3 separate regions of the Homo sapiens genome follow, and all the other regions are linked to region 2. A link is a contact called in ENCODE Hi-C or POLR2A ChIA-PET data. All regions are on one chromosome and are shown on one strand. The core of a region is the stretch at or near the end of the contact, and the rest is flanking DNA. Distances in the headings are between cores, read along the strand shown.

Evidence for each region. A loop is a pair of places that touch in the nucleus more often than their neighbours do. ChIA-PET counts read pairs that join two places held with the same protein, here RNA polymerase II (POLR2A). Pooled maps may share reads with other maps.
Region 1: a map of OCI-LY7 shows a loop between it and region 2 (4-fold over the local background). The contact joins the enhancer-like site here to the promoter of TIMM17B in region 2. A Hi-C loop is called at or near these places in 11 of 168 maps with a recorded cell type or tissue (B cell, CD4-positive, alpha-beta T cell, CD4-positive, alpha-beta memory T cell and 7 more), 14 of 37 single-sample maps with no recorded cell type and 21 of 50 pooled maps. POLR2A ChIA-PET finds 5 or more read pairs at or near these places in 8 of 52 experiments (A549, CD4-positive, alpha-beta T cell, CD8-positive, alpha-beta T cell and 5 more).
Region 3: a loop to region 2 is called in a pooled map, with 13 times the contacts of the local background. The contact joins the promoter of PORCN-DT here to the promoter of TIMM17B in region 2. A Hi-C loop is called at or near these places in 4 of 50 pooled maps.

Annotation. Positions count from the first base shown.
Region 1 is chrX:48,629,965-48,633,111 of GRCh38, reverse strand. The region is part of intron 1 of LOC107985695 (a long non-coding RNA gene); the gene reads right to left. Among named protein-coding and RNA genes, the nearest start is that of WDR13, 34 kb to the right of the region's middle. RefSeq lists an enhancer at 1,215-1,284. Within about 2 kb of position 1,256, at least 2 of the 41 ENCODE cell types and tissues checked have a DNase peak (open chromatin) inside an H3K27ac peak, as active enhancers do; they include CD8-positive, alpha-beta T cell, where a contact is called at or near this core.
Region 2 is chrX:48,896,463-48,899,685 of GRCh38, reverse strand. TIMM17B (translocase of inner mitochondrial membrane 17B) reads left to right here and starts at 1,918. Exons shown (of 6, transcript NM_001395498.1): 1 at 1,918-1,962; 2 at 2,828-2,927. The coding sequence starts at 1,937. It overlaps PQBP1 (polyglutamine binding protein 1), which reads right to left and starts at 1,756. Exons shown (of 7, transcript NM_001032382.2): 1 at 1,604-1,756; 2 at 1,110-1,194. The coding sequence starts at 1,176. RefSeq lists enhancers at 1,093-1,312, 1,363-1,732, 2,023-2,222, 2,253-2,402.
Region 3 is chrX:48,507,296-48,510,463 of GRCh38, reverse strand. It overlaps PORCN-DT (PORCN divergent transcript), which reads left to right and starts at 1,625. Exons shown (of 2, transcript NR_135596.1): 1 at 1,625-1,745. It overlaps PORCN (porcupine O-acyltransferase), which reads right to left and starts at 1,472. Exons shown (of 15, transcript NM_203475.3): 1 at 1,361-1,472; 2 at 508-680. The coding sequence starts at 643. RefSeq lists a silencer at 1,246-1,645.

The DNA of each region.
Region 1 (3,147 bases), core at 7-2,506, 270 kb after region 2:
TATGCATTCACAAGTTAGTGTTACTGGAAAACTGCATGTTATGTAACAGTATGTACAGAAGTGAAAAAGTACAACCAAAATGATATATCACCAAAATTAAAAACACAAAAATTTAAGATAAAAACAAAATGACACGTACAAGTAAACCGTTTTTTTTAATTTATGTAAATATAAACACGGACATTTAGAAATATACACATTGAAAGGACAGAGATGAGAAATTATTCCTTGGGTGTTGGGTGTCTGTTTGCCATTTATTTCTATAATGTAGTTCCCTCTTTTCTGAAAAACTTGCAACCAACGTGGATGACTTTTCCAAAGAGAAGAGGGACCCAGCATGGTGGCTCATGCCTGTAATCCCAGCACTTGGGAGGTCGAGGCAGGTGGATCATCTGAGGTCAGGAGTTCGAGACCAACCTGGCCAACATGGCAAAACCCCTATCTCTATTAAAAATACAAAATTAGGTGAGTGTGGTAGCAGGCACTTGTAATCCCAGCTACTTAGCAGGCTGAGGCAGGAGAATTGCTTGAATCCCGGAGGCGGAGGTTGCAATGGGCCAGGATCGCGCCACTGCACTCCAGCCTGGGTGAGAGAGTGAGACTCCGTCTCAAAAAACAAACAAACAAAAAAACACAGAAGAGAAAACACTCTCTGAAATGGAAGTAAAGGGACTAGAAAACAATGGGAAGCTATTTAGTAGTAGGGGAAAGGGCTATTTTCCAATGGCGAGTGACAAAACCACAAGGCAAAACTGTCCCTCCCCCTCCAACTGGAGTCCATACAGGGACGCATGCACACGGGCACACGTGTGTCCCTCTGTGAGCGTTGTATGGTGCACACTGATAGACTGATGGGGACCCTCTGACCATTCCTGTGAGGACTTGAGCCAAAAAGCTACTTCTCTCTTGGCACACCTGGCCTAGCCCAGTGTGCTTTTGAAACTCTAGGAACCATTGGAGTCCACTGGAGGGCTTCTGAAAACACCAACTGCTGGGCCCCAGGCCCACAGCTTCTGATTCAGTGGGTCATGGGTGGGGCCTGGGAGTATGCATTTTTAATAGATTCCCAGCGAGGCAGCTGCTGCCTGCCAGGGAACCCCACTTTGGGAACCACTGGACTAGTGTCTGGGTCAGCGAATAGAGGAGGCCACCCGGAGGCCAGAAGGTGCCTGAGGCCCTGGGCTTCATGGCTGGTGGCTGGAGATGCCCTCCTCCAGGCCTGGAGCTTCCTCAACCTGACAACTTGCCAATAAGGGAAATGGGCGCGATCTAACGTGCCGCGAACTAGTGCAGACTCACAGCCTAGGTCGAGTAGGAATGGAATTCTAGAAATGATATATGCCAAGAGTTTGCAGTGTAGACCTCAGAATCATCTCAGATTCAAAGAGGAAACCAAACGACTGCAGCAGCAGCAGCAGCAGCAGCAGCAGCAGCAGCAGGGAACAGGTTGGCTACAGAGCCAGTGGTCACACCCGGCTTTCTGCAGCCTTTCTGGCTCCGCAGCATTTTTTTCAGAGCTTAAGGGCGGGAGGAGATGCTGTATATTTAGGGGTGGAGTGAGGAATAGCGGAGCATTCCGGCATTTCTGGAGTAACACTGCCCCCAAGAGCAATCTGTGATAAAGCCTCAAGCTATGTGGACAAACAACATGAAAGGCGAGGTAATGAAAAAAAGATCCAGAAAGATCCAGCAGCCAACTTGACGATCCTCGCTGATTGAAGATTAAAGCACTATGAGCGCAGCTAGGTTCAAATAGCGGTTCTGCCACTTACTCACTTTGTGACCCTGGGCAAATTAGTCAACTTCCCTGTGCCTCAGTTTCCCCTACTTGTACTTCATGGGGGATTAATGAACTAATATATGGAAAGTATTCAAAGCATTTCTGCTGACTACAGAAACTCTTTACAATTCTCCCAGAAATAATCCAGGTCATCATGCATTTGCCCACATTCCATCTTTGTCAGGAATTGTAGGCCAAAATGTTCTTTTTTTATTTTAATTTAATTTTAATTTTTTTTTGAGATGGAGTCTCCCTCTGTCTCCCAGGCTGGAGTGCAGTGGCGTGATCCGGGCTCACTGCAACCTCCACCTCCCAGGTTCAAGGAATTTTCCTGCCTTAGCCTCCCGAGTAGCTGGGATTACAGACGCCCGCCAACATGCCTGGCTAGTTTTTATGTTTTTTTAGTAGAGACGGGGTTTTGCCGTGTTGCCCAGGCTGGTCTCCAACTTCTGACTTCAGGTGATCCGCCTGCCTCGGCCTCCCAAAGTACTGGGATTGTAGATGTGAGCCACTGCAACCGGCCCAAAATGTACTCTTTTTTTTTTTTTTTTTTTTTTGAGGCAGTCTCACTCTGTCGCCCAGGCTGGAGTGCAGTGGTGCGATCTCGGCTCACTGCAAGCTCCGCCTCCTGGGTTCACGCCATTCTCCTGCCTCAGCCTCCCGAGTAGCTGGGACTACAGGTGCCCGCCACCACGCCCGGCTAATTTTTTGTATTTTTAGTAGAGATGGGGGTTTCACCGTGTTAGCCAGGATGGTCTCGATCTCCTGACCTCGTGATCCGCCCGCCTCCGCCTCCCAGAGTGCTGAGATTACAGGCGTGAGCCACCGCGCCCGGCCAATGTACTCGTTTTTTAAAGACAATGCTTAGTTATAGTTCTCCACAATTAAACCCAGCACAGTGGCCAGGAGTGGTGGCTCATGTAATCCCAGCACTTTGGGAAGCCAAAAGGATCACTTGAGACCAGGAGTTCGGGACCAGCCTGAGCAATATAGGGAGACACCCACCCCCCCCACCTGTCTCTATTTTCAAAAATAAAATAGGCCAGGTGCAGTGGTTCAATGCCTCTAATCCCAACATTTTGGGAAGCTGAGGAGGGAGGATTGCTTGAGTCCAGGAGTTTGAGACCAGCCTGGGCAACATGTTGAGGTCCCATTGCTACCAAAATTTTTTAAAAATTAGCCAGGTGTGGTGGTGCATGCCTGTAGTCCCAGCTACTTGGGAGACTGAGGTGGGAGGATCACTTGAGCCCAGGAAGTCAAGGCTCCAGTGAGCTGAGATCATGCCACTGCACTCCAGCGTGGGTGACAGAGCAAAGACCCTGTCTCAAAACAAACAAATAAATAAAATACAGTAAAATAAAATTATA
Region 2 (3,223 bases), core at 669-3,168:
ATAGAGTAATCCATGGGATTTAACTTGGCATACAGTAGGCCCCAAATAGGCATTAGGTGGTCAGTATTATTTTGTTGTTTTTTTTGGATTTTTTTCAGACAGGGTCTCCATGTGTCGGCCAGGCTGGAGTGCAGTGGCACAATCTCGGCTCACTGCACCCTTGACATCCTAGGCTCAAGAGATCCTCTCACCTCAGCCTCCCAAGTAGCTGGGACTACAGGCATGCACCACAACACACGATTAATTTTTGTATTTTTTGTAAAGACGGGGTTTTGCCATGTTGCTCAGGCTAATCTCTTAATCCCTAAACTCAAGCAATCTACCCGCCTCAGCCTCCTAAAGTGCTGGGAATGCCAGCTTGAGCCGCCACGCCCAGCCAGTCAGTATTGTTAAGAATGAAATATCTGCCGGGCACAGTGGCTTATGCCTGTAATCCCAACCCTTTGGAAAGCCAAGGGTGGGGGGTGGATCACCTGAGGTCAGGAGTTAGAGGCCAGCCTAGCCAACATGGTGAAACCCGTCTCTACTAAAAATGCAAAAATCAGCCGGGTGTGGTATCACGTGCCTGTAATCCCAGCTACTTGGGAGGCTGAGACAGGAAAATCGCTTGAGCCCGGGAGGCGGAGGTTGCAGTGAGACGAGATCACGCCACAGCACTCCAGCCTGGGCGACAGACCGAGACTCTGTCTCAAAAAAAAAAAAAAAAAAATTGCCAGGTGTGGTGGGGCGGGGCGTGCCTGTAGTCCCAACTACTCGGGAAGTTAAGGCAGGAGAATCGCTTGAACCTGGAAGGCGGAGGTTTTAGTGAGCCGAGATCGCGCCACTGCACTCCAGCCTGGGTGCACAATAAGACTCTGCCTCAAAAAAAAAAAAAAAAAAAAAAAAAAAAAAAAAAAAAAAGAATGAAATATCTATTCCCCCAACCCCCTCCACTTGACACGCGGTAGGGATGGATGTCAGGAATCCACATTGTTAACAACGAAAAATGCCTGCCACCCCATTGCTTGGTGCACAGTTGGCCCATGCTAGGTATCAAGCGTCAGTATCAACAACAAAAGTGCCTGTCGAGGCTGGCACGTGTTAGGACCATCTGCTTTTAGCTGTCTCACCAGGCTCCAGATGTTTGAGGATGCCTCTCTTGGCCAAGCGGGTCTGCAGCGCAACGGGCAGCGGCATAGCTGATAGCAGACAGACCTAGGGACAGACGAACAAACTGACAAGCAGCTCAGATAAAGATTCCTATCTGGATCCCGTAACCAAGCGCCTCCCGTAAACATGTACTCATCTGACTCCGATCTACTCAAATGAACCAGTAGCTGGGTGGACAGAACATACGCACTAAAAGATGTAAGAGGTAGGTGGCAATATCATCGCAACTCCCACCAACCCTACTGTCCCCGAAACCAGGTGCTCCAGGGCCCTGTTCCTCTCCCAGGCCCAGGCTCCGCCCACAGCCTAAGAAGCCCGGCCCCTCCGCACTTCAGAAATGGGCTCATCCAGCGTCCCCATGACTGCCGGGTGGGAGAAACCAAAGCGCTGGGATGGGGGAGCAGAGGGCAGCACTTCCTCCAGCTCCAAAAGAGTGCACCCACCCCAACGTTACCAATACACTCGTGCAGGTAGTGGAAGGCTGTCACACCGCCCGTCTCTCTCGTGTCGCCGCTACGATACCTGGGCCCACACGACTCTCTTCCCAAAACACCGAATGAGACCTTCTCTCAACGAGGCCTTCACTCCCCGAGCCTGAAAGTAACTGGACTACGCTCAGGAGGCAATGAACAAATGGCAGAAACTCGATTGGCCAATGAGAGTGCGTCCTTGGCGTGACATGCGGTATAGCGACCCAATCGCTGCCCGGTAATAGGCGGAAAGCTCCGACGCCGGTGTGCGTCTACGCTGGGGGCGTGGCCTGACTGCGCGGCCAGACGCCAGCGCCATGGAGGAGTACGCTCGGGAGCCCTGGTACGGCAATGGGCACAGGCATCCGGAATATTGCTGCGACGCCAAGGCCAGCCGTGGGGGTCGGGCGGGGGAGGCATCGGCCGCACAGAGCCATGTACCAGACTCGGGGGACTCTTAACGTATCTCCCGCTACCCCCACTCGGTTCCTGTCATTCGGGCTCCGTTATGAGGGGCCACAACCAGAGAAGGTGCGGCGAAGGCCGAACCACGCCATGTTTCTCCTGACTTCGTAATCTCCTAGCCCTGTTAACGAAAAAAGACACGCTGGACGATCCATCCCGGCTAGGGGTGGTACGGTGTTGACCGGAAATCCCCAGAGTTGCCGCCAGTGGTTTTTCCCAGGTCGCCTTTGTCAGTGGGGGGCGGGGCACGGATGAACCTGTTGAGGGCCGGCGGGGACGGTGGATGCTTCCCGCGGTCGCTCTTGGTTTTTCCCAGTTGTGCCGGATTGAAAAGGGGCGGGGCATGGTTGGACGGGCTCACCGTCGGAGAAGGGGTGCGACGCGGTCCTGCTTTGCTGACAGTCTGTCTTGGCTAGTTAACACGCCTATGTCGCTTATTGAAACGTCAACTCTGCGTGTGCCAATTCATTTAATCTTTGATCACAGTAAAACCGTTGGCTGATTCCTTGGTTGGTAGACAGGGCGAAGACTAATATTTCTCCCCCTTTGCCCCATTTCTCGCTTTAATGGGGGGGTGTGTGGAAAAAGCGTGACAGAACTAGCTCATTATTATCTGAAGTGTTTGTTCCTACTTAGGAACTTCCCATTCTGGTGACTTGGTTTCTCCCAGTTAGAAAAGAGTTCGTGTGACAGGACCTGGGGGAGGGCTCACATTAACCCCGTCCTTCCCTTCCTGCTTGCAGCCCATGGCGAATTGTGGATGATTGCGGTGGAGCCTTCACTATGGGTGTCATCGGTGGCGGAGTCTTCCAGGCCATCAAGGGTTTCCGCAATGCCCCTGTTGTGAGTCCAGGCCTTCCCTGGGTTGGTGTGGGGTTAGCTATCTTGCCCACAAGGGAGGCTGCTCTGAAAACTGCTTGGAGCTGCCAGTCACGTGCACTTATTCATTCTGGTGCCCACTCACCTACTATGTGCCGAGCCTGGCTCCTGTATCTGGGATTTTGTAGGGATTGCAAACATGGCCTCTGTCTTCCACCCTCCACCCCACCCAACTGGAGCTCCTCTGTGGAAATGCTGTGTCGTTCAAAGAGTCATCACCAAATTTTAAATGTATGTGCAAAGCCAGACAGTTTTTTTTT
Region 3 (3,168 bases), core at 376-2,875, 390 kb after region 2:
AACATTTCAGAATCCTAGAATCCAGAAATCGCATCATGCCCTGATTATAGAAATCCACAATGCCAACATTTTAGAAGTCTAGAATGTGAGAATTTCAAATTGTCAGAATCTCCAAACGCTGTAATCATGGTACTTTGGGATTCCATAACCCTGTGACATCAGCATGCCAATGTCTTATAACCTTGGGATGTAGACATTTCAGAATCCCAAGATCCAAGAATCTCAGCTTTCTGGAATCCCAGAACTCAGGAATACTGAAGGGCATGGCTTGGCATGGCAGGATGTGGCTCGGTGTGGCATGGCATGGGGTGGCTGGCATAGTAGGATGTGGTATGGTGGAATGGGGTTTGGCCTGGTGGGATGTGGTGGGGCTGAACATGTTGGGGTCCAGCTTGGACATGCTAGGGCCTGGCAGGATGTGACAGGGTAAGGTGTGGCTCGATATGGATGAATGTGGGAGGTCTGATATGGCCTGGCATGGTGGCACACGGTATGGCAGGCACTTACCGAGCCTCCAGAGGAGGCGGCAGGCGAGGCAGATGGCAAGGAGCAGCCAGATCTGGTCAAGGCCCTGCTGGGCAGTAGGCAGGAGACAGCCTTGCAGTAGCTGCTGGAAAAATTCCTGGCGGCTAAAGGTGGCCATTGCAGACCCCCACGGATGGATGGCCAGATGGATAGATCTGTCAAAGCAGGGACACAGAGGGAGCGGGTGTCCGTGGGGCAGACCTCGCTTAAAGGATGCACTCTGGCACTCACATTTCAGTTTGGGGCTGCCCAGCCCATGTAGAGGCACGGTACTGGAGGACTGGGGGAAGGCGTGAGAAGTCAGGTACATCAGACTGAGCCACCAACTGTGTGCATGTGGGTGTTCGGCATGCACACGCACAGCCTGTGACCTGGAGTGAATGAAGGACCTCTGTCTCTCCAGTGCTGTGAACAGTCCAGTCCGATGGTGATGGGATGGCATACATTTCAGGCCCATATATCAAATGGGGCGGGCGACGGGAAGGGGAATCCCTGGTTTCCAAGGTAGAGTCGCTCTGAGTGGAGGGCAGAGAGGGGGATTCTGTGACACTTGGGGGCCGTGTGCATCTCTCCTTGTATGGATGCGGCGGCACGGGGAGGGGGGGTGTCCTGTATCCTCCGCGCCCCCCATCTCATCCCCACCCGGCGAGAGGCCGCCAACAAAGTCCTGCCCAGGTCCGGGGGCTGCAAGGAGGTGGTGGTAGGAGACATAGCCTGAGGGAGAGTCGGAAAGGTGATGGGGAGGGGGTCCTAGCACTCGCGCTACAGATCCGCCTGGGGAGGCCGGCCCAGGGATGGGAGCTGGGGAGCCGCGTGCGCACTACTGGCGACCTACCTGGCAGGAAAGAAGCCGTGGTCCTGGGGACCGAGGACGCGCTGCCGCCGCCGCTGCCTCCTCCGGGCAGCCTCCCCCGCAGGCCGCAAGGCCGGGACCAGCAGCGGCTCCCAGAGCGGCGCGGCGAGCGGGCCCTTTAAATCCCGGGGCGGCCCGGCCGCCGGCTCGGCCAATGGGAGAGCAGGAGGGGGGCGGGGACGGGGACGCGGAGGAGGGGAGCAGGAGGATTGAGGGGAGACCGGCGCGGGGGGACGTCGGCGCGCAGGACGTTCACGCCCGCACCTTTCCGGCCTGTGGCGGTTTCAGCCCCAGACCGTCTGCCTCCGGAGGATTTCTGGCCATCCAAGAACAAACTTCCGAATCTCCAAATTTCCAAGCCTTGGAAGTGAGAAGGGAAAGATGGGGGAGGGAGGAGGGAAGCCGCTGCACCCCCAAATAGTCACCCGCGCACGTCCTCTAAATACCGTGGTGTCCCCGTTTCACAGATGGGAAAACAAACCGAGATCTCTCCTTCCCCAACCTTTGAGAGAACCGAAGTAACTCCCAACCCTCCCACCTCCTGGGACCGGCCAGGAACATTTATAAGTAATGACTGTGTCACCTAGGAACACAAATTAGGCGCCTGTGCTTCCCCTGGGGACGAGCTGTGAGCACTTGGCGTGTCGTCGTTGAGAAGTGATTTGCATGCTTAATTCCCCAGCAGACTCTTTGCTTCGAAGGTGACCCCAGCGACTAGTAAATGTTCTCTGTGAACTAGAGGGAGGCTAGTACCGAGCACTTAAAAGGGGGGCATTTATAAAGCTCTTAAGGGCCAGGCTCGGTGGCTCACGCCTATAAACCCAGCACTTCGGGAGGCCAAGGGTAGGAGGATAGCTTGAGGTCAGGAGTTCGAGACCAGCCTGGCCAACATGGCGAAACCCCGTCTCTACTAAAAATACAAAAATTAGCCAGGCGTGGTGGCGCACGCTTGTAATCCCAGCTACTCGGGAGGTTAAAGCAGGAGAATCAGGAGGCAGAGGTTGCAGTGAGCCAAGATCGCGTCATTGTGGGCTACAAGAGCGAAACTCCGTCTCAAAATAAATAAATAAAGACTGGGCGTGGTGGCTCACACCTGTAACCCAGCACTTTGGAAGGCCGAGGCGGATGGATCACCTGAGGTCATGAGTTTGAGACCAGGCTGGCCAATATGGCGAAACCCTGTCTCTACTAAAAATACAAAAAATTTAGCTGGGCGCCTGTAATCCCAGCTACTCCGGAGGCTGAGGCAGGAGAATCACTTGAGCCCAGGAGACGGAGGTTGCAGTGAGCCGAGATCACGCCATTGCACTCCAGCCTGGGTGACAAGAGCAAAACTCCTTCTCCAAAATAAATAAATAAATAAACAAGAGCGAAACTCCTTCTCTAAATAAATAAATAAATAAAATAAAAAAGAAAGCGCTTACACTGGCCCCATCCGCACCTCTATCTGCACCAACACTAAAGATTTATGTAGCACCCGCCTTCTACCTACCCTACTGCTGCAGTTTCTAGGCATTCCCCTTTGTACCTAGGCTGATGAAGGGCCTATTTTTCCAAAAGAGCACTTACTGGGCGCTTACTGCACTACATGCTTAGCTGTGACGTGGAAGGGAGAAGGAAGCCCAGGTCAAACTGGACGCCACCCTGACCTGGGCAGCCAACTGAAACAGATTTTAATCAGATTAACAATGGCCTGTATGGAGCTGGGCAAGTCATGTTCACTCACCCGTCTCCATTGTCCTTTTCTGTTAAACAAAAGAGTGGGCTTGGCAGGTTTTTGCTGGGAAACA